Linked DNA regions of Mus musculus: all the other regions are linked to region 1. Evidence: chromatin loops called from intact Hi-C (ENCODE). Cell type or tissue: heart. All regions are shown on one strand. Each heading gives the region's core, and the rest is flanking DNA. Links, peaks and the distances in the headings are about the cores only.

Region 1 (7,994 bases), core at 1,829-6,828:
CCCTTCAGTTTGTTCACAGCCCAGACTACTTGACTACTGTGCTGTTTTTCTCCTACTTTTGAGGCTGCATTTGTTGATTCTCCATAGTGTGGCTGCTTGGTCTAAGGCTCTAGTTCCTCTATAGCTCCTGCACCTCAATACAGGCATCTGGTAATGTAGACATACAATATTTACCTACACAGAAAATGTAGGAGGTGAAATGGTGTCCACATTTGTTGATATCCAACACTGAATTTTATGAATATAAGTTAAAATTTTTAATCATTTTATTCTGATTTTCCAAATCATTTAAAATTCTCATTGTTAGTTTTTTGTTTGTTTGTTTGTTTATTTAGATTTTTTGAGATAGAGTTTATTAGTGTAACAAAGACCTAGCTGTCCTAGACTCTATTTGTAGACCAGGCTGGCCTTGAATTGACAGAGATCTGCCTGGTTTGGCCTCCCAAGTGCTGGGATTAAAGGCATATACTACCATGCGCAGCCTTTTTTGTTTATTTTTTAGATTGTAAGTTAATTAAAACATTTCTTCCTCTCCTTTTCTCCCATAAGCCCTCTTCTCACTCTCCTTCAAATTCATGGCCTCTTTTTCATTAATTCTCTCTCTCTTGCTCTCTCTCTCTCTCTCTATATATATATATACACACACATACATATATATATGTGTATATGTATATATACATATATGTATAAATATATATTATTATGCATATAAATAGAAATAATAAAGAAGTTTATACATATTCACTATATAAATGTATACATAAATAGATACATGTTTATATTCCTAAATGTAGCATGCTGAGTCCATACAGTGTTACTTGTATGCATGTTTTCAGGGCTGACCTTTTGGCTCTGGACAACAATTGATGTGTGCTTCCCTGGGAAGGACCACCTCCTGCTCCCAGCTTCCCTCAGGTGCCTGGAGTTCTTGGTGTAGGGTTAAGGGCTCATGGGCTTTTCCCTGTCCAGTTTGGCATGGTCATTGGTGTCATCCTGGTTTGGCTCACATTTGGGTGGCCATATTGATGAGACTTTACGGGAGTAGCTGCTGACGTTACCAGGAGACACAGTCGCACAGCAAAGTCCGTGCTCCTCCAGCTCTCAGGTCTCTCCCACCTCTCTTCTGCAATGTTCCCTGAGCCTTAGGTATGGGATTGGGGCTGAGCTCCACCACTCTCCATTTTGATTAGTTATAGTTTTTGTGGTGATCTCTGTCTCCTCAGACAGTGTCTTTCTAGGTAGACTGGCTGGCCTAGAACTCACAGAGACCCACCTGACTCTCTGCCTGGGATTAAAGGTATGCACCAATACCTGGCCCTGAACTTCTTTTTTACTGTATCTACCTTCTTTGGTAAATACATGTACTTAGGCAGGCACTTTAAAAGCCATGCAGGGCTCTCACACCTTTAGCTATTAAAAACATCTTGGTTTGTGCTTATGTAGCAGTGATGCAGGCCTTTAATCCAGCATTTCAGAGGCAGAGGCAGTGGATCTCTTCTGAGTTTGAGGGCAGCCTGGTCTACATAGTGAGTTCCAGGATAGCCTGAACTATATAGTAAGACCTGTTTTGAGAAAAAAAAACTTGTTCTAAACCACCCCAAGGAAATAAAATCATCTTCTTACTTCAGTTACAGAAAACTGGAACTTATAAAGATGAACACAAGCATGCTCAGTAGTTACAGAGTTGAGCTATAAGAGGAACCGAGTTCCAGGCACTATCTTTTTCACTTCCAGATGCTGGAGAGATGGCTCAGTGGTTTAGAACATCTGTTGCACTTGAGGGGACCTCAGTCTGAGTCCTAGCACCCACATGGCGGTTCAAAACCATCTGTAATTCCAGTATCCAGTGACCTCTGCTGGCTTCTGTGGGCACATGCAGGCCAAACACTCATACATATAAAGTACAAAAACAAACTCTTCTAATCATACATTTGAAATCTGACCAAGCCTATTAGAATTGAAAAAAAAAAAAACCTTACTTCAGAAACTAGTGAGTATGTGATATCCAATGATATGGCTAACTAGGTAATGGCAACTAAAAAAATAAAAACAAAAAAGCAAATGAAGAAAGAAGACACAGCCACAAGCTAGGTATGGTGGCTCACACCTGTACTTGGGGGAGGATCAGGGTATCTCAGCCCAGCCCAGACTACGGGAGATCCTACAGCAAAAACCAAAACATCCAGACAAGAACAAACAGAAAAATCCATCAAATCTAAAATTTGTTAATTAGTTCTTTAAATTAGCTCTATAAAGTAATGGTTCTAGCATGTGAAAATTAAGGTAACTAGAAAAAGTGGGGTTTTTAAAAGAAACAAACACACAAATAATTTCATATGAAAGGGCTTCTCATAAAGCTTCAGGAATATCTACTGCATAACACGAGGTACATACATGTGTTTGGTCTCATGCAATCTTTCTAGTAAAATGAGCCTTTCTGGAAGGTGGTAGAAAATAGTTTAATGTTGGCCCAGAGGTCTCAACTAAATGCATATTTAGTAATGCTACAGCCATGCTCATGGGGTGAGGGAATAGTGCACTATATAATATTCTAGCAGCACCAAAGCCTACTTTTCTATGTGAGAAAGGGGGGCAGGGCACCAGTGACAGTTTCAGGGTAATATTCGACCTCTCAGTGTTCTGAGAGCCTATATACTGACAGTCACTCAGCAGTGTGTACTCTCATATTAATTTCAGCCATTATTTGAAATTAAAATGTCTCTCTTGAGCATGAAATGTTTGCAGCTTTCTTTGGGATTGTCCCTAATGTCTACATATGAAGAGACTCAGTTTTCGTTTGGGGGCGTAAATCAGCTTCTTTGTCCTCATATTTAAGTGGCTGCAGCCCTTGGGTGAATGGTATAGTGATTTTTCTCTGCAACCAAACAAGGTAAATAAATGTGATATATTGGCACATCACCCCACTGCTCTGCATATGGTACACATTAAAGTTGTATTCGTTTGCCATATGAATATAATTCCTTTTACCACATCTACTATTAGCTACAAGAAGTAAATACAGAGTTGTTTTGTTGGAATTTGAGGGCCTGCATTACATCACAGAGCACTAAACATCCTGGACCTTCTGGAGAATTTCATAGGCGTATTTTTAATGTCACCTGAACCTGAACACTGCCAGCATACTGCTTCAAACCCATACTTTGAATTTTACAAGAAAATGAAGATATTAGGTAGTGCAGTGGGCCAGGAAGGAACTGGGTTTGGTCTGAATGAGGCATATGTAAGAACTGGTGTCCTCCACAAAGAATCAGACCCATCCCCGTCTCTTAAAGAAAAGGCCATGTGCCTCAAGCTCCGCCATCACATACAGACCGAGTAAGCGTGAGAGACGGAGTGTAGGTGTGACAGAGGCCATGTCTGCCCACTGTGCCTTCCTGAAGACCTATGATCATTAGGATGCGACTTTATCTCAGGACACACTGGGGTGCTTTGGGTTTTTTTTTGGGGGGGGGGGGACATATTCTGTGCTTGGCTTAAAACACTTATTATAAAGTCCCAAATACAAATACAGGTTAGGGTAGGAACAGAAGAACAAAATTATTTCTTGTTTAAAAAATACGAGGTTTAACACATTTTACATATGCCAACAGTTGAGACCCCTGAATAATCTACCACAGGCAATTAGAGGCAAAATACACCAATGTTTCCAGGCCTTGCCTTTCCCAGTAGAGAGCTTTATGTCCCCAAATGTGTCCAGCAGATGGTGCTCTAGGCTACCTGCTTACAGAGAGTCTTACTGCACTACAGTTGCCTATGTTTTGCCAAGACAAAGAATAAGAATTTATCAGTAGCTTTAGTAAAACATGTTAGCCTTTATGACAAAAAGGACATGATTCCTAAATACATGCATAAAATATACATATGCATAAGCACAAGTGCCTGGCACCTGGCAAATAACTCACACCTGGGCGTGTTCCTAGGCCACTTCTCTTACAGACGTGATGAGTAGTCTGTGTGCCAGTGGTATTTATAGTTATAGGGCAGGATCATTCTAAATTCATTAAAAAAAATTTAGAATGCCTTAACGTTAGAATTCATTTTTAATTATAGCAGGAATGTCTCATTAGGGTGATACTGGTAAAATTAACAACTATAGGATTTACGGTAATGACTAAAGTGATTGATGAGAGTGTAACAGAATGAAGTTTTAGACAGAGGAAACGCAGGGCAGCTCCAGCATACAGTACTTTAAAAGCAGCTCTGCAGTCTGTTAGTGCTAGCCTTACGGCTAATAAAATCTTCTTTCTAATTAACGGTGCTGAAATATTCTTAAAGAACAGAATCTTGTTGTTATATAACCCATACCAGCCCCCCATAGACGCCATTCCCATAAGGAGAAAGCTGACATAGATTAGCATGTCTGATTGCAAAGAGGAAAAAAAAAAATGCCACCTTTCCATCAAATCAAAACCAGAATGCAAGAATGTTAAAGTACTTTACTGAAATAGTACACACACAAATCTATGCAGCACCCTCACATTCGGCAACCATTTGTTCCAAAAGCTAATAGACTGAGGCTGTAAAGAAAAATTACTTTGAAACCTAAAAGTGTGGCATACATGGTTAGTTTCTAAATCCCAGTTTATGATTTATGAGTGTAATATAAATTAGTGAATAAATAATAACTGTTGTATGTTTTCATCTTGTTTGTATAAGGACAATCATGCCAAAGTTGGAAGTGTTTAATTTAAATACCAATTTAGTGAACCAAAGGAGCATACTTTCTGAGAATTTGGAGGAGGTGGTCTGGTCCGGCCTGCATTGTTCTGAAGGGAAAACCTTTCACTGGAGGAATCTTGGCCTAAGAGAGCGGACTGGGGTGAGCTCACAAGGTGCGGAGCTTTCTGCAGAAAACACCTTTCGTTGAAATGGTCCTGGTTAATGTTACAAAAACCATCCACAACCAAGTGGAAGACTATTTTCAGCCTTCTTATTGGAAAGCTGCATTCCACAGCAGATAACCATCGCAAGACAATAGAGCCAAAGGTGAAAAACGGCCTGTCTGCCTGCGGAGAGCAAGCCTTTGGCTGCATGATCTAGACAGGTTTCATAAAACATCCAAGTCATTTTTAAAGCTCCAAATTATACTATTTATAGGTTTTATCCAAGTTGAGTTACCCTGATTTTTATCCAACTAATACACATATTAACATTGTATAACATTAGGTTAAAATAGTTACACAGCTACCAACTCTCTATATAGCAACAATTATTAGATTTGAAGAAAATGGTATTTGGCTCTTGCTTATGATCCTTGCAAGTAAAATCACTAACTCTTCTTGTAATTTTAGAATTTAAAATAAAATTAAATTGCTGAACCTAGGAACTATAAAATGCAGAAAAAAGCAATAGGATGCTCTCCACCTCTTTTTTTGTTTCCTTTCATGTAATAAAAATATTGAGGTTAAAGTACTCCTGTGTATTTACCAGCCATCCTACAAGTGTGTGCATGCCAGCATGTGGCCGTTCTCAGGGGTCTTCCTGTCGCTTTGAGACATAGCGGAGGCAGGAGTCTGGACGCTCGCTCATCTGAGGCATCGGCTTCAGCCTTCAGTGGCTGCTCACAGCTTTCGCTGTGCCAGAGGATCAGAGAACTGAACCAGTTGAGACTGTCTGCTATTTGTTTTTAAAAGCTTAGATTGGCTTTTTAATCTTTTTCCCTAATGTGTATAAATTCTCAGAGTAAGAAAAAGTACCTGTTTGTCTTTCTTACAGACTCGTTCTTCAAAGGTAAAGTGAAATTGAATTGGAGCATCAGATATTATAAAAGGGCCAGAAAAGATGAGGTAATATAAGTTATTCAAAATACATTACAGTTTTCTGAAAATTGTATTAGATGTTCTGTGTTTCTGTTTTTTTCTCTTCTTCATTGTGTACATTTCTAGGTGTTACTGCCCACCATGTTTCAGACGAGAGAATGGTGGACATTGCATGCAACATTTTAATATGTAGCCAAGATGGAGTCTGTGAAGTGATTTATGTCTGCTGAACACCTTGTGCCTCTGATAACAGTTCCTACCATTGCTTTATTTTACAGACAAGAGAGAGGGAGAGAGAGAGAGAGAGGGAGAGAGAGAGAGAAGAGAGAGAGAGAGAAAGGGGGGGGGGAGGCACAGCAGAGCCAGGAACTTAGATTTCTCTTACAGTGAATCTCAGTGTTTGATCACTCCTTCTTGATTCACTATTTAAATGACATACATACAAAAACCATCTCTAGGGCAATTTGTAAGGTACTTAAATAAACAACATATTTAAATACATGCATATATCATTTAATGTGTAAGTAGATATAAAATACTCTGAAAATCTAAAGTTTTCTAATTTTAAAACATAATTAAATCTCTGAAATGCTATACAGTTCCATGCAGGAATAGCCAGTAGGGCTTTAGCTGTTTCTCAGAATACACAAGGCTGGAAACTGCGTATCATAGAGAAGGTAATCACGATGAGTGAAAAACAAAGACTCACATATCTGTCTTCGTGGGTACAAACTGCTATACATGCACAAAACGTTGTAAGGCAAGAAAAAGGCTTTCCTAAATTCTTTGAGAGACAAATAACAAACTGGTAGATTTATGTATTACCAAATTTAGGTTTGCCTGATATAATTACTCTTATATTTAGAAAAACAGGAAAAGAGAAACTGAAAGTAGTCACTCAATCTAGGAGGCCAGGACGGGAGAGGCATCAGAGGCCACCACAGCAATCAAAGGGTCATAGTATATATTTAGAAAATCCAAGCCCCCGAGTGTTCTATCCTTTTACGTTAATTGTAATTATATATAAAGCAGAGTTGTCTGTGTAAGTCAGAGATGTGCACAAAGCACACTTCCCCAAAGTACAAACACACACTACAGCTCACTCTGACCGCTGAGACTGGATTGCCCACAGTATCAGAACTTTAACTTTTTTCTATTCTATTCACATATAAGATTATCTTTGATTAAAGTCAGAAATAGGTCCATTAGATATTAACTGAATACAATGTTTGTGATCTAATGCAAAAATCTCTCAAGTGCATAAAAAGAAAAAAAATAGCTTTAAAAAAACTTTGCATTTTACGAAATAAATATTAGCATTTTTTGAACAAAGTGTTCACTGTCACACAAGTACTACCCATTTTTTTCACAACCCAGAGAAGTCAATCGAAAATGTGACAAGGTGAAATACATTTACACCCAGACAAGGTGCAGTATTCAGGTAATAACATGAGCTTTCCTTAGCCAAATACACTGCAAGCAGCTCTCAATTAAAACACGGTAAATATTTAAGAACAGTCACAGAGTCTACCTTATGAGATAGAAATCTATAGCTATTCTTACAGGAACTCTTCTCTGTTGTCATAATCATTTTAATTAAATTCTCATTTTTCAGGTGGTCCCTTTAATTGTTTTTCCTACTTCTTAATGTGTTTTTTAAAGCCATCTCTTGACTGCAGCTGTGTGCGGTTGATTTTAATGGTGGCTGTTTCCTTTTTTGCCTTCTGTGAATTACAATTTTAAATGGTTACACATTTTTTTGTTGTTGTTTTACTGCCTTCAGCAGTTTCTGAAGGAATTTAATGCTGTTGGTGAACATTTCCATTTCCCATCTGAAAAGCCAGGAGCCGATTTGAATCTTCCATATTGGCCTTTTATGACCTGTTTTATCTTTTAATATGTAAATGAAAGTATTATAAAGTTGTAGATTTCCGGAATTATAACTTTTAATTTTCTTTTTTAAAACATGAATTCAATCAACAAGAAAATATGTAATTTCTCTTTTATGTTACAGGTTATATTGTTCATGAGAACACCTCTACTTTAGCTGGTGACACTAGTGCAGCCAAGCATGGGTATAACATGAAAACAAGGGGTTCACATATGAACATGAATTATCAGTGAATTTAGAAATCAGCTACTTGGGTGATTCAGTTTCATTCTCACCATGATGGAAGAGCTTCTACCCAAGGTGCTAGTCTTCTATATGATGTA
Region 2 (7,994 bases), core at 1,401-6,400, 210 kb after region 1:
ACCGCATCTCCTGCAGAAGGAGCTGCCACTTCGTTTTAATACACCATCAAGGAGCTGCTGATGGACTTCTACACCAACATACATAAAAGCAGAGGTGACAGGGGCTCTTCAATTATAGCCTCCTCAGATACCGTTTCCCCCTTCAATTATTCAACCAGGGATAGGAGCCGCAAACAGCAGAAGCTGCCTGCTCTCAGCCAAGGCAGTGGAGAGAGGTAAGGGGGAGGGGTGCAGTGTTTGCTGGAAGTGTTTAAGTTTATTGCTCGAATGATGTTTCTAATTAGCACCACAGCGATAAATTAAAGTCGCCTTTGTTTAACTGATTTATTATTTACTAGAGCATCTACCTTAGACAGGGTAAATTGGTAATGAATTGTTTTTAAATCAAAACATTTGTAACGTTTTATCATCCTTGCCTCTAGGAAGAGAAGTGGAGAAACGGTGGACAAGGGTGTGAGGAAACTTGCTCAAGCTGGCAGAGGTGAATGCAGTGGGTGCGCGTGTCCTGTAGCTTGAAGACGTGGCAGGCCGAGCTGAGACAGCCAGAATTACAAGGGTTCGCACAGGCGTCTCTGGCCACATGCATGCTGCAGATCTGGCCCCTGGAGGATGTGGAGGAACTCTGCACCTGGGCCTTGCCACCAGTCCCCGCCCGCCCAGCACTGCCTGTGGGATTTGTTCCAAGCTTCTTTTCCCTGTGGTCCCATACTCCACGGGAGTACACCCCTCTGGCCTGTAACACCTCCAAGGCAGGGACTATAGAACGCACTAGTTACCCGGCTACATGGCATGGTCTGGGTCCTGCAGCACCAAAGCCTCCCTGACCAGCGGGAAACCGCTGGCCGCAGCTAGCCGCCTAGTAGTGCATTCACTCTTAGGAACGCCCATGAAACTACTGTCCCAGAGGCTCTCTGATGCTTACTTTGCAAGGTTCTTCCCAACTCCTCGCTACTTAAAACGGCCCCCAAGCGATAAATCCCGCTTGGTTTAAAAAAGAAAAACCCAAATACTCTTTAGAAAGGAGCTTTAGCATCAAGGTGGAGGCGGGTCAAGTCTCCAGCCCTCCGGACCACCAAAGACTAAGAACGAATGAAGGGGTAGGGATCCAAGCATCTCATGCCCAGTAGAAAGAAACATTAGCTCTCTCGGTAGCAACTGAATTCAGGTTCTGGTAGGTTTCAAAAAATGCAAGTCAAGCTCTCCTACGGGGTTTTACAAAAGTTATACACAGCTTTTTAAAAAAAAAAAAAAACGGGCTAAAGATTTTATTTTCCCTATGCATAACCCACGGCTTAAATATTATCTGCCAAATCAACCTAAAAATAGCCCTTAACTACCTGAGTGTATTAAAACAACTGAGAGCCCTGGCATCTTAAATTCTGAGATAAACTCCCAGTAGCAAGTGAATCACCTTGCTGCAGCCCTTGTTTTTCCAAAAGTCCTACGAGGCAGCAATCACACAGCTTGTTAAGGATAACACATATTCTAAGGAACAAGAGCGACTGAGTTTTAGTGGGATGCAGGGGAGGAGGAAGGCCATCTGGGTAATCAATAACAGTAAAGTTATAGATTTTTATCCCAGTCAACTCCTTTAAAAGCAAGAATCAATTATGAAAATAAAATTATTCTAAACCAGTACTGCCCAAGAATATGTTCACAATTAACGTCACAGTATTTAAAAAATTAAGAAAACCTGAATTCAGGCTCATTTTTTTCCTTCATTTTAATTTAAGTCTAAACTATTTTGGTAGCTTATTTCAATCAGCAAGTATAACCAAGTAATGTATGCTAATATATAAACTTACAGTTTCTCAAAACTCACATATTTTCTCTCTAGTTATTGGTAAATTCCTATAAGAGTAAAATAATGACACAAAGATAGCTAAATCTAAATTATGAAATAAGGATCAAAAACATATCTGGAGTAGTTTTTGTCCTGTTCTGTATTTTTAACAGCATATGGAAATTACTAACAAGAGATTTATGGTTATAGACTGTCATCCTATCCCCTCCTTTACACATACACAGCAATTCTCCAGCTCTTGGCAACAATGGGATGGGAGGGAAAGAGAAGGGGGGGGGGACTACAAAATTTAAGTCCTTTCTTAAGCTCCCCTTCCTGCTCTCATTTGCCTTCAAGCCAAAGACAGTTTGTTAGAGTCTGCACCTTCTGCAGAATGTTCAGAGACTTAAAACCAAAAGTGAAGCTCACTGAAAGCACTACTACTTTGCAGGAATTGATCCAGCCATACCCAGAGAAGAATCCCTTCTATGAAGACTCTCCTCCTCACTGCAACGGTAAGAAAAGAGGATAAAAAAGAAAATGGGACTATGAAACGAGTGAGAGCATTTGGCTTCTGTCTAGTCCCATTTTCTCACCCCCCACGCCCCCTTTATCAAGTGCAGTGTGGTGGCTGCTGAGGTCCCAAGCTTGTCCTCTCTCTCTCTTTCTCTCGGATTGGCTAAAGCACTGACAGCTTGCATAGGGATTGTAGGAACTGAAGCTCCACCCCTTCACGGTGGCCCAGAACCATTCATAAACTAAGGAGAGAGAGAGAGAGAGAGAGAGAGAGAGAGAGAGAGAGAGAGAGAGAGAGAGAGAGAGAGAGAGAGAGAAGTGTGGGGGGCAGGTATCAGAGGACAGGGGGATGAGGTAGAGACTGCAAACGCAACCCAGAGGAGAGGAAAAACCCGGACTCCTTAGACCTGCACACCAGATACAACGTAAGCAACGATTTAGTCACACTAAAATAGATTTTGCTAGGGCCAAAAGTATAAATAACGAGGCAGAAAAGAATATCAAACAACTTGCAGCAGTTTGCACCTAGAGAAAGGCAGGAAGAACCCACCACAAACAAACCAACCCAATCCAAACAACGCCTCCAGTAGGAAGCCAGGAAAACTGCTACGACACAACCCCCTGAGAAGAGAGGAGACTAGCACGCTGAGACCGCGCGGGGCGTCTGCAAACCTCAGAGTGCGCTGCGGCCTGAGCTGTACTTCGCTGCTCTCCGGGCATTAATTACATCCTTCACTTTCCTTTTGGGGGAGGGTAAGGAAGGCATCACCTACGCTGAGCGAAGGCGTCCAACCATCGAGGGAGAAGTTTCAGAATGAACCACTGAATGTTTTTGTCTTATTTTTAAATTTACTTTGGCACTTATAAGACTTCATTTCCAGATATCTGGGCAATCGTGGCTGCTGCGGACATCTAAGCCTAGCCTCTTGGTAACCTAGTTTTTTCTCTCTCACGATTTCATCCATCTCTCCCGCACAAGGAGAGGCTCGTCTTTATTTTTGCAGGTACTTTCCCCCCTAAATAATATTATTTCTAATTTTCTGCGGAAGAAAGAAAAGAAAATTCCAAAGAGGGAAAAGAAAAGGCCAGCCGGCTATATCATCAGCCGGTCAGCCCAGGTGGAAAGCAAGAGTGAAATTGGGGCTTCAGGGGGAACGCACCGCCTTTCCACAGCCGCAGGGCCACCACCAGTGCGTGAGCCTTGGATCCCTCAACGTATTGCGAGACGCCGGTGTACAGCCCGGACCTGTGCCCCAACATGATCGCCGCTCAGGCCAAGCTGGTTTACCAGCTCAATAAATACTACACCGAGCGCTGCCAGGCGCGCAAGGCTGCGATCGCCAAGACCATCCGAGAAGTCTGCAAGGTAGTGTCGGATGTGCTAAAGGAAGTGGAGGTGCAAGAGCCCCGCTTCATCAGCTCTCTGAGTGAGATTGACGCCCGCTACGAGGGGCTGGAGGTAATCTCGCCCACCGAGTTCGAGGTGGTACTCTACCTCAACCAGATGGGAGTCTTCAACTTCGTGGACGACGGATCTCTGCCCGGCTGTGCCGTGCTCAAACTAAGCGATGGGCGGAAGCGGAGCATGTCTCTTTGGGTCGAGTTCATCACAGCGTCTGGCTACCTTTCTGCGCGCAAGATCCGCTCGCGTTTCCAGACACTAGTAGCCCAGGCGGTGGACAAGTGCAGCTACCGGGACGTGGTCAAGATGATCGCCGACACTAGTGAGGTCAAGTTGCGCATCAGGGAGCGCTACGTGGTGCAAATCACCCCAGCGTTCAAGTGCACCGGGATCTGGCCTCGCAGCGCGGCACAGTGGCCTATGCCCCACATCCCCTGGCCCGGCCCCAATCGGGTGGCGGAGGTCAAGGCCGAAGGGTTCAACTTGCTCTCCAAGGAGTGCTACTCGCTGACTGGCAAGCAGAGCTCCGCAGAAAGCGACGCCTGGGTGCTGCAGTTCGGTGAGGCGGAGAACCGCTTGCTGATGGGCGGCTGTAGAAACAAGTGCCTCTCGGTGCTGAAGACGCTGCGGGACCGCCACCTGGAGCTGCCTGGCCAGCCGCTCAATAACTACCACATGAAGACGCTGCTGCTGTACGAGTGCGAGAAACACCCGAGGGAAACGGACTGGGACGAGGCTTGCTTGGGCGACCGTCTGAACGGCATCCTGCTACAGCTCATCTCCTGCCTGCAGTGCCGCCGCTGCCCTCACTACTTTTTGCCCAACCTCGACCTCTTCCAGGGTAAGCCCCACTCGGCCCTGGAGAGCGCTGCCAAGCAGACCTGGAGATTGGCCAGGGAAATCCTCACCAATCCCAAAAGCTTGGACAAACTATAGAGTGCTGCCGACTGCGTGGAAAGCAACATAAATGGGCATGCTCTCCCAGAACACACAACAACAGCAAAAACTCGAAACACAAACTTTTATGTAAATCACCTGAAAGAACGGGAGTAGGCAGAAGACATCCTAATTAAGAAGCAAACAAAAGAGGGCAAACCAACCAACCCCCCCACCCCAAAAATAACATTCTTGCACAAAAATGATCGTTTCCTTCCAAACAATGTGAATTTAAAGATCGCACAAAAGAAGCAATCCGGCTTTGCGAACACAAAATGAAACCCAAGGTACATTTTTCAAATCAATGTATAGTAGCTTCCCTTCTTTTCCTTCTTTACGCCCGCCCCTCCTTGTTTTGGGTTGCTTGCGTGATTGTCACCAAGTGAAAATAATTATTTAACTATATGTGAAATTTCTTTTACAAAGTTTTACTGATGTGAAATGTGTCTCAGTGCCAATGTCAATGTGCCCCTGCCTCCTCCTTTTGCACCCCTAACCCCCGCCCTAAAATGTCTTGTTGAAACCAGTAAACCAGTAATAAAAATATTACTTTACATTGTAATTGGCTGCTTGCGGATTGTTCTTGAATGAAGGCAGATGAGATCACTTTCTAACTTACAAGATGTGAACTTGAACTAAATACAGGAAGCTTCCATTTGAACTCTGATTTGCAAACTTTAAAATACAGCATATTCTGGAGAATTAATTATATAAATCTCCCCCAAAATCCTTAGTAAAAAGTAAAATAAGTATTTTACTCAATATAACACATATTTTATGTTAATAGCAATATTTAAAAAAGAAAAGTGTGAAACAATATATTGTTAATCCTAAAATTTAAAATAATAAAAAAGCCTATTTAAAATTATATCAGGATTTTTTTAATGCTGTAAGGTTTTTTAAAATCTAGTTCTAAATGTTTTTAAAATTGCTTTTAAAGAATGAAGTCATGTCATGCTCTTTCTTCAACTATTCTTTTTAAGTTTCAACTAGTAATAATAAATAAAATTAGCAAGAAAATCAAAGACACCAAAAATAATAAAATAGTCACTGCAATATTTCTCTCCTCTAGCAACTGGTAATATGAACAATTCAGATTTATAACTACTTTGGTTTTTTAATGATTTAGTTATGAATGCAATAAACAGTATCATTTTAATTAAATTTCAAAAATTATTTTGAATCTACCTATATATAAAGGTCTTAAAACTATTTTATGACCTAAATAATTACTCCAAAAATTTAGAAATAGGAAAAGCACCTTCCATATTCTGCTTTCTCAGGTAACAATCCCATAGACTCATTTCAATGTTTCAACTCTGATAAGATTTCTTTTACATGCAATAAAATAACTGTTTGGAATAAAAAATAATTAGGAAAACTGAAAATATCCTAAAGAAACTGGTTTGTTTTCTGGCCAAAGGACAAGATTTGACCATGTGAAGTAAAGGAACAGAATATGTTAAATACTACCTCTAATATTTAAATTTTATTTTTTAAATTCATCTATTTTTTAATCTATAAGTGAAAGATATAGAAGAAAATGTTGTACAAGGCAGTATTCAGAGGAGAAGTCTGGGTGGGGGAGGGGCGCGTGGGGCTAAGAACAGGAGGACTAAGATTACTGAGCCCTGGGAAGCTCCCAGGGCTCTGAAGCACCAGGTCACTTGACAGAACAGGCATAAGCTCAGGCTGCCCTGGGAAAAGTAATTCTGTGTCAAAAATATAAGCTTAGGGGCTACCTACTTTGAAAATACCTTTGACCTTTCAATGTACTTAGTACCGGGTGTGTGTCTGTGTGTGTGTGTGTCTGTGTGTGTGTGTATGTTGTGTCTTCTTGTAAAAATAAAAACAAACTCATTAATTCAGTGCACTCACTAATTATTTTGAACAATAAAACAATTTATCCTCTTAAGGAGAAGGTCTGAATTTTAAGAAAATTTTCAAAGGAGTATGTTTGAAAATATAAAGCAATAGCTACTCAGAGGTGTACACAAATCATTTAAAGCACAGTATTTGGTGTAAAAGGTTAAAATGCTTTCTTAAAAAATGACTCATGCACAAGAAAAAGCATGTGTAGCACGGAACAGCGCTTCTTCCAACTACTTATGAAAAAGTTACTAAGTATTGACAAGAAAAAACAACCCAATTTGATATCCTCACATCCTTATTTAATGCAAGTTTTAAAAAAGGTTTTAATGTTAAAAATGTAGTCAAGAAAAGTGTTTACAATAAAAATATCTTTTAGCATTAATGTCAATATTAAATCAAATATTCTATCAATAATTTGCTGAAGTTAATTTCAAATATGTTGATGTCTGGAGAACTAGGAAGGTTTCAGTACAAGACAAATTTCATGATTAAGGTAAAATATCTTATGTTTTACAAGCAACAGAGAAAGAAAACTAATGTAATTATGCTACAGAAAGACAAAAAAAACTTAAAAGCTACAGCTTCCTATAAAAGAACAAATAGCTTCAAAGAACCTGTTCTCAAAGGCTGACAAAGATCTTAATTTTGAAAAAAGTTTTTAAACACCATTGATTAGATTTTAGACTTTAAACTATGTCCCAAAAGTAAAGTATTCTGAATGAAGTCTCAGTCTCTCTGAAGTTCTGAAGCGTCAGGAATCAGAGTTTAAATAATTTTGGTAGCCTTTCATAATGAATTTATAATATATTTTCATATACTTTAGCCATGAGACAAAGTAGAAAACATTTTGAGGTGATAAAAGTTCAGAATTCAAGTTTTCTCTGTACCAGAGTCACTAATTTATCTAACTGTAACTAACCAGTTCTCTCGTGGTTTTCTTTTCATGTGTTCCAGCAAGTTCTTCCTGATACAGACAGTGGTATGGAAACAAAGTACTTAAAGCAAACATGGCTGAGATAAGAAATTGTTTGTAAAGCTCAACAAAATTATAACATTATTTTTTCTCAAAAGTTTTTTTAGAAATACTTCCAAATTAGAAAGATTTCACAATTCCACATGATTCCAAAACAGAAGAGGCTACCAATAAATAGAATATGTACATACTGCACGCATGCACCCGCATGGGCACGCATGTGCGCGCGCGCGCGCACACACACACACACACACACACACACACACACACACACACACACACTACAAGCCAGTAAAATTAATTATTCCATTTTAAACCACTACTCTTTCTACAGGACACTTACTTGGTTATTTTTCAATAAACTGCTTCCTCTCAGAACAAATTATAGTACTTACTTTCATAAAATCAACATTATTTTGGCTTTATGACTGTGTTAAAAAACAGAAATGTTTCTAAGTAAAGTAAAATTGCCATGGTCTGAAAAGTAATCAAAATACCTTTGAAAGGGGAAA
Region 3 (7,994 bases), core at 969-5,968, 490 kb after region 1:
AAGAAGCCAAATTAAAGAGAAGGAATGCTCATGTGAACACAAATTCTTTAGCCACTTACAGATTCCATTTCTTTAATTCTCCCTCAATCTCTACCCACAAAATAATAAGTGAATATACTTAATCACCTACCCTATACATTTAAAAGAGTTGATATTGTAATATAACCCCCAAAAAATTAAGCAATAGTATTCTCAGAGAGTTTTACTATATATTCTATTGGCCAAGCTCCATACTTGCATTAGAGAAAAATATGTAAATTTAAACCTTCAAACAGGAAATGAAATTTTCTAAATCCATTACATAACTTCAGACTCAGGAATGAACTGAAGGATAATAAATCATTTAAACCTTCATACACAGAACCTTTTTAAATTTGCATTTATCCACAGTAAATACAGCCATGTTCTTTAATAGATTACTAGTTCAATCTAGCAAACTAGTGATTTATAACACTGTCATATTTTAAAAATCAGAAATCTGTCACTGGTGACAAGTAGTCAGAAGTCCACTGAACTTCCATTACATGGACTGAAACACCACGGGATATGAGAGATAGCGAACGGTCATACATCCCATATTCAAATCAATCACCTCAATACTGTGTCTATCTGTCTATAGCTGTAAAATTACATACTACTGAATATTCCTATTGTTCAAGCATCCTGCAACTATTACCATTCAATCTTCCAGTCACTCAAGGCTTCCAAGCTACTTTAAAATGTATTGTTGATTTTATAGTTACTAATCTGAAGCCTTATTTTAAAGAACAGTAAGATTTGGAAAATATAAAAGAATAATCTATTTCTCCAAAAAGTATGAACTGTTATATCTTATACTTCAGACCCAAAAGCACATTCCCTGGGGAAAACTACTGAATCAGACTTTATAAAAAATTAATATATATTAATATTTGCATAAAATGTATAAGTATATGTAATATGTATAATTAATATATTAATATGTGTATAATGAATAAAATGGTAAACTACAGACTATATTTGAAAACCAAATATCTCACAATAGAAAATCTAAAGAATTCTCAAATTCAAGTAAGACTGTGTCTCAAAAAAGAAAAACATTGACAAAATTTAATGTGGTTGATCAAGAAAAATGAAAAAAAAATCAAATCATTAAAATCAGAAATGAAAGAGAGCACATTGCTACCAGCTTTACAGAAAGAGAGAGAGAGAGAGAGAGAGAGAGAGAGAGAGAGAGAGAGATTACAAAAGAATACTCTGAACAGATTTATGTCTAAAGTAACAACTTAAGATAAAAGGAACAAATTCCTAGAAAGCCACTTATTTCTGAAACTAGTTCTAAAAGAAAGAGAAAAGATAAATAGGCTAGAAACAAATAAAGTGATAGTAATCAAAAACAAAGCTGGAGCTCTGATAGTTTCTGTTAAAAAATGAACTAGTGTGATTCTTTACAAACTCCTCAAAAACACTGAAGAGAAAACTTTCAACTCAGTCAATGAGGCCAGTGTTACCCCTGTGCCAGACATAACAAAGTACAGGAGAGATCACTACACATGAGACCAAAAATATTAGCAACATCTACAAGTAATTCCACACAATAAGCAAATCATATTTACTCTAGAAATGCAAGTTTAGTTTAACATATAAACACTAACAAATATGGGGCTGGACAGATGCCTCTGTCAGTAAAATACCTAGGACCTAGGTTCAAGGCCCACAAATTTAAAAAGCCAAATAAAGTGGCATAGTTTTAATGCCAACCCTGGGGAAGCAGAGACAACTGGATCCCTGCTGGCCAAGCAGCCTAAGCTATGTGAAGAGTTCCAGGCCTGTGAGAAAACATGTGTCCAAAAAAAAAAAAAAACAATAAAAAAAAAAGAGAGAAAGACAGTGGATGAAAAATATATATATACAAGGTTGAGCTCTGGCCTCCACACACAAATGCACAGGCACCTACATACACAAACACACATTCTTGTGCACACACATACATATGTACACACAGCAAAAAACAGTAGATTATATACTGCATGAATAACATGACAAGGAAAATCATATGATCATCTCCATAAACACAAAAAATGCATTTGTCAAGATCTAACAGTCTTTCCTGATGAAAACACTTCAAGTAGATACAGACAAGAATGTGCTCAAACTGTAAGGATCAGGACAACCAACCTCTTGCTTAACAGAAGCATCACTAGAAACTCAGAAGATAATTAATCTTTGGATCTATACACATATACATGTACACACACACACACACTTCAATACATAAAACTGTAATTGGTATTATTTAAAAATATTATGTGTGTAGTGAAAACAAAGCAATAGCCAACAAAGTAATAACGATTGTGCATAGTACCCACACTGAAACCCTGAAAAAGCACTTCTGACCAAAGAAAATCATGAAAAACTGAGCTTAAGTTATTTTGCCATACACAATAGCAGGAATATAATCAATTCAAAAAGGTTGTGACAAAAAGACTCAAGAGCCAGTCTCGGGCTGGAGAGATGGCTCAGTGGTTAAGAGCACTGACTGCTCTTTCAGAGGTCCTGAGTTCAATTCCCAGCAGCCACATGGTGGCTCACAACCATCTGTAATGGAATCGGGTATGTCTGAAAACATGAAGACAGCAACAGTGTACCCATATACATAAAATAAATAAATAAATCTTTAAAACAAAAGGGCCAATCTAGACCTATTGGACCTATTAGACCCTACTGACCAGACACATCAATCTGTAGTTCAGTGATGAGCATCACTGCAATCATCCATTCATTCATAGAATTTTTAAATCACAAATTTACTGGTTTCCTCTGAGGCAGTAGTTCTCAACCTTCCAAATGTTGCGACCCTTTAACACAGTTTCTCATATTATGGTGACCCCCAAAGATAAAATTATTTTCATTGCCAGTTCATAACTGCAATTTTGCTACTGTTATGAATCGTAATGTAAATATCGGATATGTAAGATATCTGATATGCAACCCTTGAGAACCACTGCTCTAAAAAATAATTATAAAGCAGAATTATCGGATATACTGTGGAAATTAGTAAATTAAAGGAAAGAATTATGCATTTATTCTGCCCTCTATAAATGTACACTGGTGACCATACCACTAGATAAACAAATAACTGTTTCTTCATTGAAAGATTCCAGTTAAATACACACATACCACAGAGAAAGAGAGAAAGAGAGAGAGACAAAGACAGACAGACACTATCAACATTTTTTTGTTATTTTTGTTTTTTTTGTTTTTTTGTTTTGTTTTGTTTGGTTTGGTTTGGTTTGGTTTGGTTTGGTTTTTAGATCCAGGCAAATAAATACATTTGGATGGTGAATACCAGGGCCGATAACATCACTCACACTGAGAAACCAGGCATAATTGCTTCCAGTGAAAGAGCACAGCACCACCTACAGTCTAGTTACAGGAATGGAAGCTGAGTCTGACAAAGGCTCTAGATTGTCCTGCCAAAATGCAGGAAATACAAAGGACCTCAGGATATGTTTAACTACATCCAGACAGAAACACTATGAAATGTCATAAGTTCCAGGTTCTTCAATAAATAAATTCATCTGATACTTTTGAAGTATATTAGGCTAGGTGTGGTACTATATATCTGTAGGCAGAGAGTGCAAAAATTTTAGGCCAGTTTCAGCCACACAGCAAGTGAAAGGCCAGCTGTGGCAGCTACAGTGAGCACCTGTCTCAAAGAATCAAATTAATTAGTTGGTTAATTAATTACAAATAAGCAAAGCTAGACTGTAACACAAGAATATGTTGTTGGATAAGAGAATAAAAAAGAAGAAATTTTTAATAGTTTTAAGTCTACATTTGAGGAGGGAAAAAATGCTTTTAGTGGGATTCTGAAAAAGCTATAAACATTATATTGCTTAAACTGGCAATGCTTTCCAGGCTATTTGTCCTTCATTTTATTTATTTTGTTTCATGTTCTATCTAATTTACAATGAAATGTTAATGTAATGTGTACTTTGATTGTTCAATTTATAGCTTTAAAATATCTACCATTTGCCGGGCAGTGGTAATGCACGCCTTTAATCCCAGCACTTGGGAGGCAGGGGCAGGCCGATTTCTGAGTTCCAGGCCAGCCTGGTCTACAGAGTGAGTTCCAGGACAGCCAGGACTACACAGAGAAACCCTGTCTCAAAAAAAAAAACAAAATCTACCATTCAATCACAAATAAATACCATGATTATTCCTTGCAATAACTGCCAATAAACTTGTGATGACAACCCAATCTCCACACTTCAGACACCTTAAACAGCAAGATTCTCAGAATGCATTCTTGAATCACTATACAATTTCTCTGAAAAATTTCTCTTGAAAATAATTTATATTTTTAGACTTAATCCTCATCAATATCTAAAAATGCTCAGGAATAAGAATAATCTAGAAATACTGTTAAGACATCCGCAATATCCAAAGTATACTGGGATAAAACAGAAGGTCTATACCCATCAATAAAGTCATGACAGAAGTTTGGCCACAAAAAAAGACAAAGATTAGAAAAATAAATTGAGGGACTAGAGAGATGGCTCAGCGGTTAAGAGCACTGACTACTCTTCTGAAGGTCCTGAGTTCAAATCCCAGCAACCACATGGTGGCTCACAACCATCCAAAATGAGATTTGATGCCCTCTTCTGATGTGTCTGAAGACAGCTACAGTGTACTTACATATAACAATAAATAAATCTTTAAAACAAAAAAAACAAAAACAAAAAAAAGAAAAAGAAAATGAGAAATTATTAACTTCAAATGGGTTATCAGTTACAGAAAATGAATTTAAAAAACAAAGAACACTATAAGCTTTTTAAATCTTTCTGCCTTTTTCTTTCTATAAGTAGAAAATAAATTAAATATACAATCGCCGGGCGTGGTGGTGCATGCCTTTAATCCCAGCACTCGGGAGGCAGAGGCAGGTGAATTTCTGAGTTTGAGGCCAGCCTGGTCTGAAAAATGAGTTCCAGGACAGCCAGGGCTATACAGAGAAACCCTGTCTCAAAAAACCAAAAAAAAAAAAAAAAAAAAACCAAAAAAAAAAAAATATATATATATGTATGTGTGTGTGTGTGTGTGTGTATAAAATCTTTGGGAAAAGTTATCAAGCAAGAATAGCCACGAAACATGAGAAAAAAAGAGAAACAATAGGAAAGTACCTCTATCAGAAGATTAAAGCATAATTCAAAACGGGTTTTTTTTAAAGTGTAATACCTGTGCATGAATGTCAGCTAGCTATGGATGAGAATAGAAAATCCACAAAATGACCAAAAATAAAAGAAAACTACCATAATAAAAGCAATTTTTAAACACTTTATCAAGAACTAAGAGTTTATATATATATATATATATATATATATTAACTCATTTAATATTCTACAAATACATAAAAGTACTGTACCATTCTTATTTCAAGGAACTGAGGCATACACAAACAGATGTACAAGATTTCAGAACCAGAAAGTGTTGCTGTTAGAAATAAAACCAGGGCATGCTAACTCCAATGTCTATGTACCCCACCACTATGCAGTACGGTTTTTCTGTGTTTCATTTTAAGTGTCATCTCAAGATACGAAGGGGATTTTTAAAAATCAGTAAGATTGCATTAGAATAGGCAAGACGTCATAAGTATGGAAAAATTTAGTTGGAAACAGGTTTGAAATCAAAACACATTTCAAACTGATCAAAACTGTAAATGACTATGGCTAAGGGTGTCACTCATCAGTAAAGCACTTGTTTGTCATAGAAGGAGAACTGAGTTCTTTAGTGGAAACTTAAGGGTTCTTTGGGAAGTCAGTTATGTTACATGGTGTTTTGCTGGGGCAAACACATGAAGGAACATTTCACTGAAGCAGACACAGGTGCTAAAGCAAGCACGTGAAAGGACACATGATGAAGTAGTCTGTGCTAACAACATGCATGTTATTGATCCACCTTACAAGTGCTGTTGAGCTCCATTTGTCAGGACTCTATAGACAGAAACACACCAAAAAACTTCTGCTGGTGTGCTGAGGCTTCTTGCCACTTCCTCGGACTAGGGCTGATTGGTAGAGTGATGTCATCTGAGACAGATTCATGTGTTGAAGCAAGACACTCACTGAGGCAAGCCCCATGGAGGACATGGAATGTTTGGAGGGTATAAAGAGGACTCTATGGATAGTGATGGAGGCTAAGCTAGGCTTGCTTTATAGAGCTAGTTGTGCAGCGCTTGTTGGTCTTTGCTGATGTTTGCTTTGCAGAGAGAGGCACAGCTGAGAACTTCTGGCATTCCTGTTGGCCCTGGTCCCTCCTGCTGACTTGTGCTGAGGCTGGGGCCTGGCTGTCTCTGCTAGGTAGCACCATGGCTGCTGATTCGTGTTTGCTATCCTGACTCTACCAAACTGGACTGCTGATATATCCGTAAAATGTTTGCAAGTGGATCAAGCTGCCGCTGCTGACCTGTGAACTGAACTGTCAATTTCCTGACAATGCAGATGGTAGTTGCTCCAAAGAACCTTTCTAAACAGGTCTACTTCCCCTGTGTCCTTTCTTTCCCACTACCTCTGGTAAGCTAGAAGGCAGGTTAAAGTGTTTAAGAACCATCATTAAAAATGTGTTTTGAAAAAAATAAAGTTACAGAGTTCACTCTCCAACACGGAAAAAACAAATATTTATCAAAATATTGAAGGAAAACAAAAATCTTTAAGCATCTTAGTAGAAGGATAGGTTAAGGTTGGATGGCCTAAAATACTCAAAAGCAAGAAAGGATTCTCGAGAGGCCAGAAGTACACTGTTACTTCAGACTCCAGTGGTCAGATATGCCTCCACATCAGTACTGCTCCAACACCAACGCTTCCAGACTTGCATAGAGTACAGCACATGTGCCCACATGAAACCCTACTCTGATCCTAAGACTATCTTTCCATAGGGCTAAGAGAGACAGCAGTATTTTGCTCTTGGGCCTACTTCCAGCCACATATCTGAATCCTTGTCCTGCAATGGAATATTCCATAGCTACAGCTCCCACTCCCCAAAGTCACTTGGATCTTGGACAAGTTGTTATGTGTACAAAGATAAATCTCAGGAAACTGCCAAGACAGGACCTAAGACACGCTCACCTTTAGCCTTTGCTGGCCTTTGTTATCTCAACAACCATGATGTAGGCATCTGCAAACCTGCTGCCAAGATGTGGGCACACTGTCCTTTTTAACTTAAAATCTTAAGAATTGATTATGTGCCTGTCTGCCTCTGCTCTGGCATGCTGCTCAGCACACAAAGAAGAAATAATGGATTACACCATTGGTGCACAAAGTTGATCCTGATCATGTGATTGTTTTCCAATTTTAATTGTCAAGGACAAAGAGATGGGAGGAATTATGATCATGACACTGTGAGGACAAGTTCCAGATTCCCATGAGTTAATTATTGAGTTATCTTCCAATTCACAGTACAGACTTACATATAAATTTACATAAACCTTATTTTAACTTTTAATTTAATAATCTCTTAAAGAGAATTTAGCTTTCTCATTGTCAATACATGATCGTACTTCTATTTTTGTTCTGGGGATAATACACAAAAGAAAATACTACTGATTCATAAATAAAAAGTACATAAAACTGGATAATATCTAAGCTTTCATAAACTTCCCTCTTTGCTCAGTTGATAGAGGTTACTCATGATTACAACATCTTAGGAAAACTAAAATTAAGAGGTGCTGACATCTTACATTATAAATTTTTAAGTCTTAGGAAGCAAGCTAGGAGAGGTTCTGGGTTTTAGAGAGACTCTCTGTAAGAAAAGGTTTCTCTTATTCATGTTTTAAACTATGACAGATTCCAACTAGATTTATTCCTCAAATGTGTTTACTTATCCTGTAATCTATCAACAATTATAAAACCATAAGCAATAAAATATTTCTCTGCTGTGGCAATTGCTAATAATAAGATCCCTAAAATATGAAGCATTTCTAGTCCATAGCATCTCCAAGAAGGAGCAGTCAACTTGTTGAT
Region 4 (7,994 bases), core at 1,989-6,988, 430 kb after region 1:
CCTTTGGGACACAATGAAAGCATTTCTAAGAGGGAAACTCATAGCTATGAGTGCCTTCAAGAAAAAACGGGAGAGAGCACATACTAGCAGCTTGACAACACATCTAAAAGCTCTAGAAAAAAAGGAAGCAAATTCACCCAAGAGGAGTAGACGGCAGGAAATAATCAAACTCAGGGGTGAAATCAACCAAGTGGAAACAAGAAGAACTATTCAAAGAATTAACCAAACGAGGAGTTGGTTCTTTGAGAAAATCAACAAGATAGATAAACCCTTAGCTAGACTCACTAAAGGGCACAGGGACAAAATCCTAATTAACAAAATCAGAAATGAAAAGGGAGACATAACAACAGATCCTGAAGAAATCTAAAACACCATCAGATCCTTCTACAAAAGGCTATACTCAACAAAACTGGAAAACCTGGACGAAATGGACAAATTTCTGGACAGATACCAGGTACCAAAGTTGAATCAGGATCAAGTTGACCTTCTAAACAGTCCCATATCCCCTAAAGAAATAGAAGCAGTTATTAATAGTCTCCCAGCCAAAAAAAGCCCAGGACCAGACGGGTTTAGTGCAGAGTTCTATCAGACCTTCAAAGAAGATCTAACTCCAGTTCTGCACAAACTTTTTCACAAGATAGAAGTAGAAGGTATTCTACCCAACTCATTTTATGAAGCCACTATTACTCTGATACCTAAACCACAGAAAGATCCAACAAAGATAGAGAACTTCAGACCAATTTCTCTTATGAACATCGATGCAAAAATCCTTAATAAAATTCTCGCTAACCGAATCCAAGAACACATTAAAGCAATCATCCATCCTGACCAAGTAGGTTTTATTCCAGGGATGCAGGGATGGTTTAATATACGAAAATCCATCAATGTAATCCATTATATAAACAAACTCAAAGACAAAAACCACATGATCATCTCGTTAGATGCAGAAAAAGCATTTGACAAGATCCAACACCCATTCATGATAAAAGTTCTGGAAAGATCAGGAATTCAAGGCCAATACCTAAACATGATAAAAGCAATCTACAGCAAACCAGTAGCCAACATCAAAGTAAATGGAGAGAAGCTGGAAGCAATCCCACTAAAATCAGGGACTAGACAAGGCTGCCCACTTTCTCCCTACCTTTTCAACATAGTACTTGAAGTATTAGCCAGAGCAATTCGACAACAAAAGGAGATCAAGGGGATACAAATTGGAAAAGAGGAAGTCAAAATATCACTTTTTGCAGATGATATGATAGTATATATAAGTGACCCTAAAAATTCCACCAGAGAACTCCTAAACCTGATAAACAGCTTCGGTGAAGTAGCTGGATATAAAATTAACTCAAACAAGTCAATGGCCTTTCTCTACACAAAGAATAAACAGGCTGAGAAAGAAATTAGGGAAACAACACCCTTCTCAATAGCCACAAATAATATAAAATATCTCGGCGTGACTCTAACGAAGGAAGTGAAAGATCTGTATGATAAAAACTTCAAGTCCCTGAAGAAAGAAATTAAAGAAGATCTCAGAAGATGGAAAGATCTCCCATGCTCATGGATTGGCAGGACCAACATTGTAAAAATGGCTATCTTGCCAAAAGCAATCTACAGATTCAATGCAATCCCCATTAAAATTCCAACTCAATTCTTCAACGAATTAGAAGGAGCAATTTGCAAATTCATCTGGAATAACAAAAAACCGAGGATAGCAAAAACTCTTCTCAAGGATAAAAGAACCTCTGGTGGAATCACCATGCCTGACCTAAAGCTTTACTACAGAGCAATTGTGATAAAAACTGCATGGTACTGGTATAGAGACAGACAAGTGGACCAATGGAATAGAATTGAAGACCCAGAAATGAACCCACACACCTATGGTCACTTGATCTTCGACAAGGGAGCCAAAACCATCCAGTGGAAGAAAGACAGCATTTTCAACAATTGGTGCTGGCACAACTGGTTGTTATCATGTAGAAGAATGCGAATCGATCCATACTTATCTCCTTGTACTAAGGTCAAATCTAAGTGGATCAAGGAACTTCACATAAAACCAGAGACACTGAAACTTATAGAGGAGAAAGTGGGGAAAAGCCTTGAAGATATGGGCACAGGGGAAAAATTCCTGAACAGAACAGCAATGGCTTGTGCTGTAAGATCGAGAATTGACAAATGGGACCTAATGAAACTCCAAAGTTTCTGCAAGGCAAAAGACACTGTCTATAAGACAAAAAGACCACCAACAGACTGGGAAAGGATCTTTACCTATCCTAAATCAGATAGGGGACTAATATCCAACATATATAAAGAACTCAAGAAGGTGGACCTCAGAAAATCAAATAACCCCCTTAAAAAATGGGGCTCAGAACTGAACAAAGAATTCTCACCTGAGGAATACCGAATGGCAGAGAAGCACCTGAAAAAATGTTCAACATCCTTAATCATCAGGGAAATGCAAATCAAAACAACCCTGAGATTCTACCTCACACCAGTGAGAATGGCTAAGATCAAAAATTCAGGTGACAGCAGATGCTGGCAAGGATGTGGAGAAAGAGGAACACTCCTCCATTGTTGGTGGAATTGCAGGCTTGTACAACCACTCTGGAAATCAGTCTGGCGGTTCCTCAGAAAATTGGACATAGTACTACCGGAGGATCCAGCAATACCTCTCCTGGGCATATATCCAGAAGAAGCCCCAACTGGTAAGAAGGACACATGCTCCACTATGTTCATAGCAGCCTTATTTATAATAGCCAGAAACTGGAAAGAACCCAGATGCCCCTCAACAGAGGAATGGATACAGAAAATGTGGTACATCTACACAATGGAGTACTACTCAGCTATTAAAAAGAATGAATTTATGAAATTCCTAGCCAAATGGATGGACCTGGAGAGCATCATCCTGAGTGAGGTAACACAATCACAAAGGAACTCACACAATATGTACTCACTGATAAGTGGATACTAGCCCAAAACCTAGGATACCCACGATATAAGATACAATTTCCTAAACACATGAAACTCAAGAAAAATGAAGACTGAAGTGTGGACACTATTCCCCTCCTTAGAAGTGGGAACAAAACACCCATGGAAGGAGTTACAGAAACAAAGTTTGGAGCTGAGATGAAAGGATGGTCCATGTAGAGACTGCCATATCCAGGGATCCACCCCATAATCAGCATCCAAACGCTGACACCATTGCATATACTAGCAAGATTTTATCGAAAGGACCCAGATGTAGCTGTCTCTTGTGAGACTATGCCGGGGCCTAGCAAACACAGAAGTGGATGCTCACAGTCAGCTAATGGATGGATCACAGGGCTCCCAATGGAGGAGCTAGAGAAAGTACCCAAGGAGCTAAAGGGATCTTCAACCCTATAGGTGGAACAACATTATGAACTAACCAGTACCCCTGAGCTCTTGACTCTAGCTGCATATGTATCAAAAGATGGCCTAGTCGGCCATCACTGGAAAGAGAGGCCCATTGGACACGCAGACTTTGTGTGCCCCGGTACAGGGGAACACCAGGGCCAAAGGGGGGGAGTGGGTGGGTAGGGGAGTGGGGGTGGGTGGGTAAGGGGGACTTTTGGTATAGCATTGGAAATGTAAATGAGCTAAATACCTAATAAAAAATGGAAAAAAAAAAAAAAAAAAAAAAAAAAGAGATGTAAAGGTTTGACAGTAAGACCCAAGAGAGAATGCCTAGCATATAGACTGCACTAGGCTCAATAACTTGAGCTAGCTAAACAAAAAAAACTATATATGGTATATACTTCACTAAGAGTATAAAGAAGATACATAAATAGTAACATTGAAGTATGTTAGTAGGGAATGGGAGTAGGAGCTATGAAGGATACAGACAAAACATTTGAGAACGGGTATTTAATTTCATAAATGCTAAGTATTAGGCCCCTTGTTCTTTGTATCTTTCAGTGTCTCTAATATTTCATTATAAATTTTTAAGCTAAAAAAGCAAAGAACAGGCTGGAAGAAGTGAAAGTGAAGAAGCCGACCGCTCAACCTTAGAAGGTAGGGGCAGGAGGCTCACAAGCCCCAGGTCACTACTGACAAGATTACTAAGCTCATGGCCATCCTGGGTCACATACACACTGAGTTAAAAACAGGAAAATAGGTGAGATTTTCTTTGAAACCAATTTTTTTTACCTGATTTTGACTAAGCAAAGTGCAAATATGAGCCAGAACTTTTCTTTTTATTCAACTTTATATTATTTACAAGAGGGAAACAAAAAACAAAAACAAAAACCTCCCATCTTTGAACATGGTGCGCCACCTTGTGTTCAAAACTTCCTAACAACAATAAAAATTCAGAAAAAAAGAATCTGAGTAAGGCATACATAAATATCTAAATTTCTATATATTATTCCATGATGTTCAATTTTACTTAAACACATATAATACTTACACTGGAAAATAATTGTTTCAGATCTATATAAGTAAGGAATATTTTTATTAATGCCTTTGGTTTTACTTCATTTATTTTCAGAAAATAACTTGCCTTTTTCCTTTATTTCAAGCATATTAATATTTTACATGAGTAAAATTCAAAATTACAGTTACTTAAAACATCATACACTTTCATAAGGCAGCTTACCTTTGAATGTGTGATGGATAAGGTGTCTACCCACACTCGCCAGCCACCCCACTCGTATTTGACTGCATGGTAAAGCAGAATTCTGAATATGGCGTACACCATCTCTGTTATCTTTTGCTCATCTGAATTCTTAGGATTAAAATAGCAGAGAGAAAGCATCCATTCTTGCCACACAGAGCACTGCAGCAAGCTCCTGAAAATATTTTTTAAAAAATATTGAATTACTACAAAATATAAAATCACCAGAGAATTCTACAGACTAATTGTCTGTAAAAAGAAAGATGGGGGAGGTGGGGAAGAGGGACAAACCAGGCCAGGCTTGTTAGTACATGCCTTCAATCCCAGCACTCACAAGACAAAGGCAGGTTGGTCTATAAGTTCCAGGCCAGCCTGTTCTACAGAAGGACAGGTAGGGCTTGTGTGAAACCCTATTCCCAATGTGGGGCTGGGGGCTGGACCCAAGCCATAGTTATCTATAATACATCCAAAGCAGTTTTAACAATGTGGTAATAAAAATTCTAGCTCTTGTGTGTTATTTCCTCACACTTATAAAGAGGAATTTTTCTAAGACAAACTGGAATCACCCAAAAGTCGACATGAATACTGTAAATAGCTGCTTTCTGTTCCAGCTTACCTCCTGTTTTCTCTACTGTTATTAAAAAGTTTAATCATGTCAGAAAGAAATGCTCGGCGAACCTCCATGCTCTCTGGGCACTGGGGAGAATTTCGAAGTAGGGTCGCAATTACTTTTAGTATCTCTGTAAGACAGTTCATAAATAAGTAAAAACCAAACACAACAAAAAAATTCATGAAGGTAGATTAATATAAATGATTTCTTGAGCTTTCCTTTATAAATGTCTACTAAAAACATCTTGTAAAACTTGGGGAAACATGCTGACTTAACACTTATTTTAGAGAAGTTGTAAGTTTATAGAAAGGAGCCAATATTTGTTCAACAGGACAATGACTTAATGTCAAGCTGATTGTCTCCCCTCCAACAAATGACCTTGACATGGTGAAGCAGGTGCCTGAGCTACACCCAGCCAGTTACCATTTACACAGTCCAAACAATACACTCAAGTTATAAATTAACAAAATGTTTAGTCTCTGCCAAAGAGTAAAACTGAGCATAAAACAAAAATTCCCACCATATTCAAAATCTTAAGGAGAAAAGATAAATTCTTATTCTAAAATAAAATGTATTGCATATAGACAGCCTTTCCTTTATGAAATAAAATTTTAAAACTATAAAAAAAAATAAAAACACATTCAAGCATGCTGAAGGATGCCATGGCAGAATGTAGACACTGTGTATCGTCTTCAAAGTTGGGCCCTCTGAGAGAAGAGTCAGTGTTCTTCTCTCTCCAGGCCCAAGTGAGCTGTGACTCAAACACACAGTATATACCACTGCCTTGCCTGAAACAGTGGTTAGATACTAAAAGGTCAAACGGTATGAGTAGAGTGTGTCCTCTCCAAAGTGCAGGTGCAGCCTGCGACGTGACAAGGTTAAGAGGTGGGACATTAAAAGTCATCAAGCCTTGGGTTCTCTCCAACTAATGAGAGGAAGACCATATTTTTAGGGCTCCAGGGCAGCTTTCAGCTTGCTTGTTCTTGTTCTATTTTCCTCAGTGGGCAGAGCAGCCCTCACCAGAACAAATAGAGAAATCTTTGGCCTGGACTTTTGAGCAAAAAAAAAAAAAATTGGAAAAAGGCAAATTCTATTCTTTTCAACTATCCAGTCTCAGCTACTATGTTAGAGCAGCATGTTCTAAGTTGATAAAATACTCTAAAATTTTTACATTTAAGTTTTTCCCTTTTCGCTCTGAACAATGAATGGCATCATATGTCTTGGAAAGCAGAGGAAACTGAACTTGGAAGTTGCCTGCTTTTAAAACTGATACAATGGCTGGGTGGTAATGGTGCACGCCTTCAATTCCAGCATTCAGGAGGCAGAGGCAGGGAGATTTCTGAGGGGCAGCCTGGTCTACAAAGCTAGTTCCACGACAGCCAGGACTACAGAGAACCCATCTCAACCAGTCAAACAATCAATAATATAGAATATAAAAATTTTTTAAAGTTCTTTTAAAAAAAAAAAAAGCTATGATGTGGCACACTACACACAGAAGCAGCACAGCGGGTAACTAGAACTCCTCCCCACACAAAAAGTACTTGCAATTCTGAAAATCCTTTACTCTGATGACATGATCTTAAAAATAAGATTTAGTATATAAGAATTCTAAGTTAAATAAGACTGTGTCCCATATCAAACTTGGCATTCCTATATTGGCAGCAATTTAAAATAAAACCTGTTCACCACTGTTTAAGTAATTCAGCCTAACTTCACTAAATAATATAATAAAAACTTCTCTAAAAAACTAAACCAAGATCATATGCATAAAATTTAAACCTTTCACATAAGCCAAGTAACGACACCAACTGGTGTAACATGCAATAAAAACCTAAGTAAACGATTCTGCTACAAAAGGTTTACTTGCTTCCATATTAACTTTCGGGTTTTCATAGACTTATCTGTAGAGTAGAAAAGAGTAATTTTAAAGAGTGTGAGATACATACGAGGGTTTTGTATTTTTACTGTAGAATCGGGATCTGGATGCTGTTTGTGGATCACCTGAGTACAGATCTGTTCTATAAGAATCTGCAAAAGTAAACAACAAGCTACATTAGCACAAGACATGGATGAGTCGCTACAGAGGAAGTCGCAGCACAGTCCTAAGCAAAGCTCAGTGAGTGCAGCTGGGTGTGGGCCTCGCCTGTAGTCCCAGCTCTAGGGACACTGAGGCAAGAGGACTGCCAAGACTGGACAGCCAGCCCTGAAGACAGACAGAGCTAGACCTGAAACAGCCTGAGCTTCAGAACAAGATGCTGTCTCAAAAATGAAACTTATAATATAAACCTATAATTTCAATGCTAAGTTGTCCAAACACATAAATGCCTTTAATACCATAATGATATTTTTACTTCTACTTCATTATAAAATGATAATATCATTAGAAAATGAATACCAAAGTCAACACAATGAATAAACACAAAATAAGGATAACAAGATTACTTAGTAATTCATAATTAATAAACTTCTAAAATGCAGCCATATTACCTTTATGTAAATAATTTAAAAGTGGTACATTTTAAAAGACATGATCTCATTTTACTTAACTACCAGCCGTTATACAGTCACCTAAATATACACCATAATACTACATATACCTTAACTTCATTCTTACCTCAAACAGAACATTATACATGGTCATTGTGATTAGATTTGTCTGAAGCATAAGTCTCTCAGCTAGCAGCGAGAACAATCCATGCCCAAGCATGACTTCAGCTTTTCTCCTAAAATAACACCAAAGAAATCACAAGATAT

Evidence for each region. A loop is a pair of places that touch in the nucleus more often than their neighbours do. Peaks named below come from ENCODE experiments on the same cell type or tissue, not always from the same donor. Only the 100,000 strongest peaks of a DNase experiment are listed, where the experiment ranks them.
Region 2: a loop joins it to region 1, with 3 times the contacts of the local background. A loop is called at or near these places in 10 of 42 quality-filtered maps.
Region 3: a loop joins it to region 1, with 9 times the contacts of the local background. A loop is called at or near these places in 13 of 42 quality-filtered maps.
Region 4: it touches region 1 in a loop (6-fold over the local background); 26 of 42 quality-filtered maps call a loop at or near these places.

What each region holds. Positions count from the first base shown.
Region 1 is chr3:86,757,583-86,765,576 of GRCm38, reverse strand. The region is part of intron 53 of Lrba (LPS-responsive beige-like anchor); the gene reads right to left. Among named protein-coding and RNA genes, the nearest start is that of Gm52625, 11 kb to the right of the region's middle. In heart, for the core only: a CTCF peak has its summit at 3,722 (motif pointing right); no DNase peak of the experiment used is centred there; H3K4me3 peaks cover 334 bases; H3K27ac peaks cover 1,782 bases.
Region 2 is chr3:86,543,255-86,551,248 of GRCm38, reverse strand. The region is part of intron 40 of Lrba (LPS-responsive beige-like anchor); the gene reads right to left. It overlaps Mab21l2 (mab-21-like 2), which reads left to right and starts at 2,966. Exons shown (of 1, transcript NM_011839.4): 1 at 2,966-5,199. The coding sequence starts at 3,558. The coding sequence ends at 4,637. It overlaps Gm31677 (a long non-coding RNA gene), which reads left to right. Exons shown (of 5, transcript XR_375777.3): 1 at 1-215; 2 at 423-481; 3 at 2,235-2,298. In heart, for the core only: no CTCF peak of the experiment used is centred there; a DNase peak (open chromatin) is centred at 4,338; H3K4me3 peaks cover 4,510 bases; H3K27ac peaks cover 3,314 bases.
Region 3 is chr3:86,263,906-86,271,899 of GRCm38, reverse strand. All of the region lies in intron 2 of Lrba (LPS-responsive beige-like anchor), which reads right to left. Among named protein-coding and RNA genes, the nearest start is that of Gm26343, 7.5 kb to the left of the region's middle. In heart, for the core only: a CTCF peak has its summit at 3,404; no DNase peak of the experiment used is centred there.
Region 4 is chr3:86,324,975-86,332,968 of GRCm38, reverse strand. Lrba (LPS-responsive beige-like anchor) reads right to left here. Exons shown (of 57, transcript NM_030695.2): 19 at 7,855-7,963; 20 at 7,187-7,268; 21 at 5,247-5,370; 22 at 4,613-4,805. Among named protein-coding and RNA genes, the nearest start is that of Gm40083, 33 kb to the left of the region's middle. In heart, for the core only: a CTCF peak has its summit at 4,295 (motif pointing left); no DNase peak of the experiment used is centred there.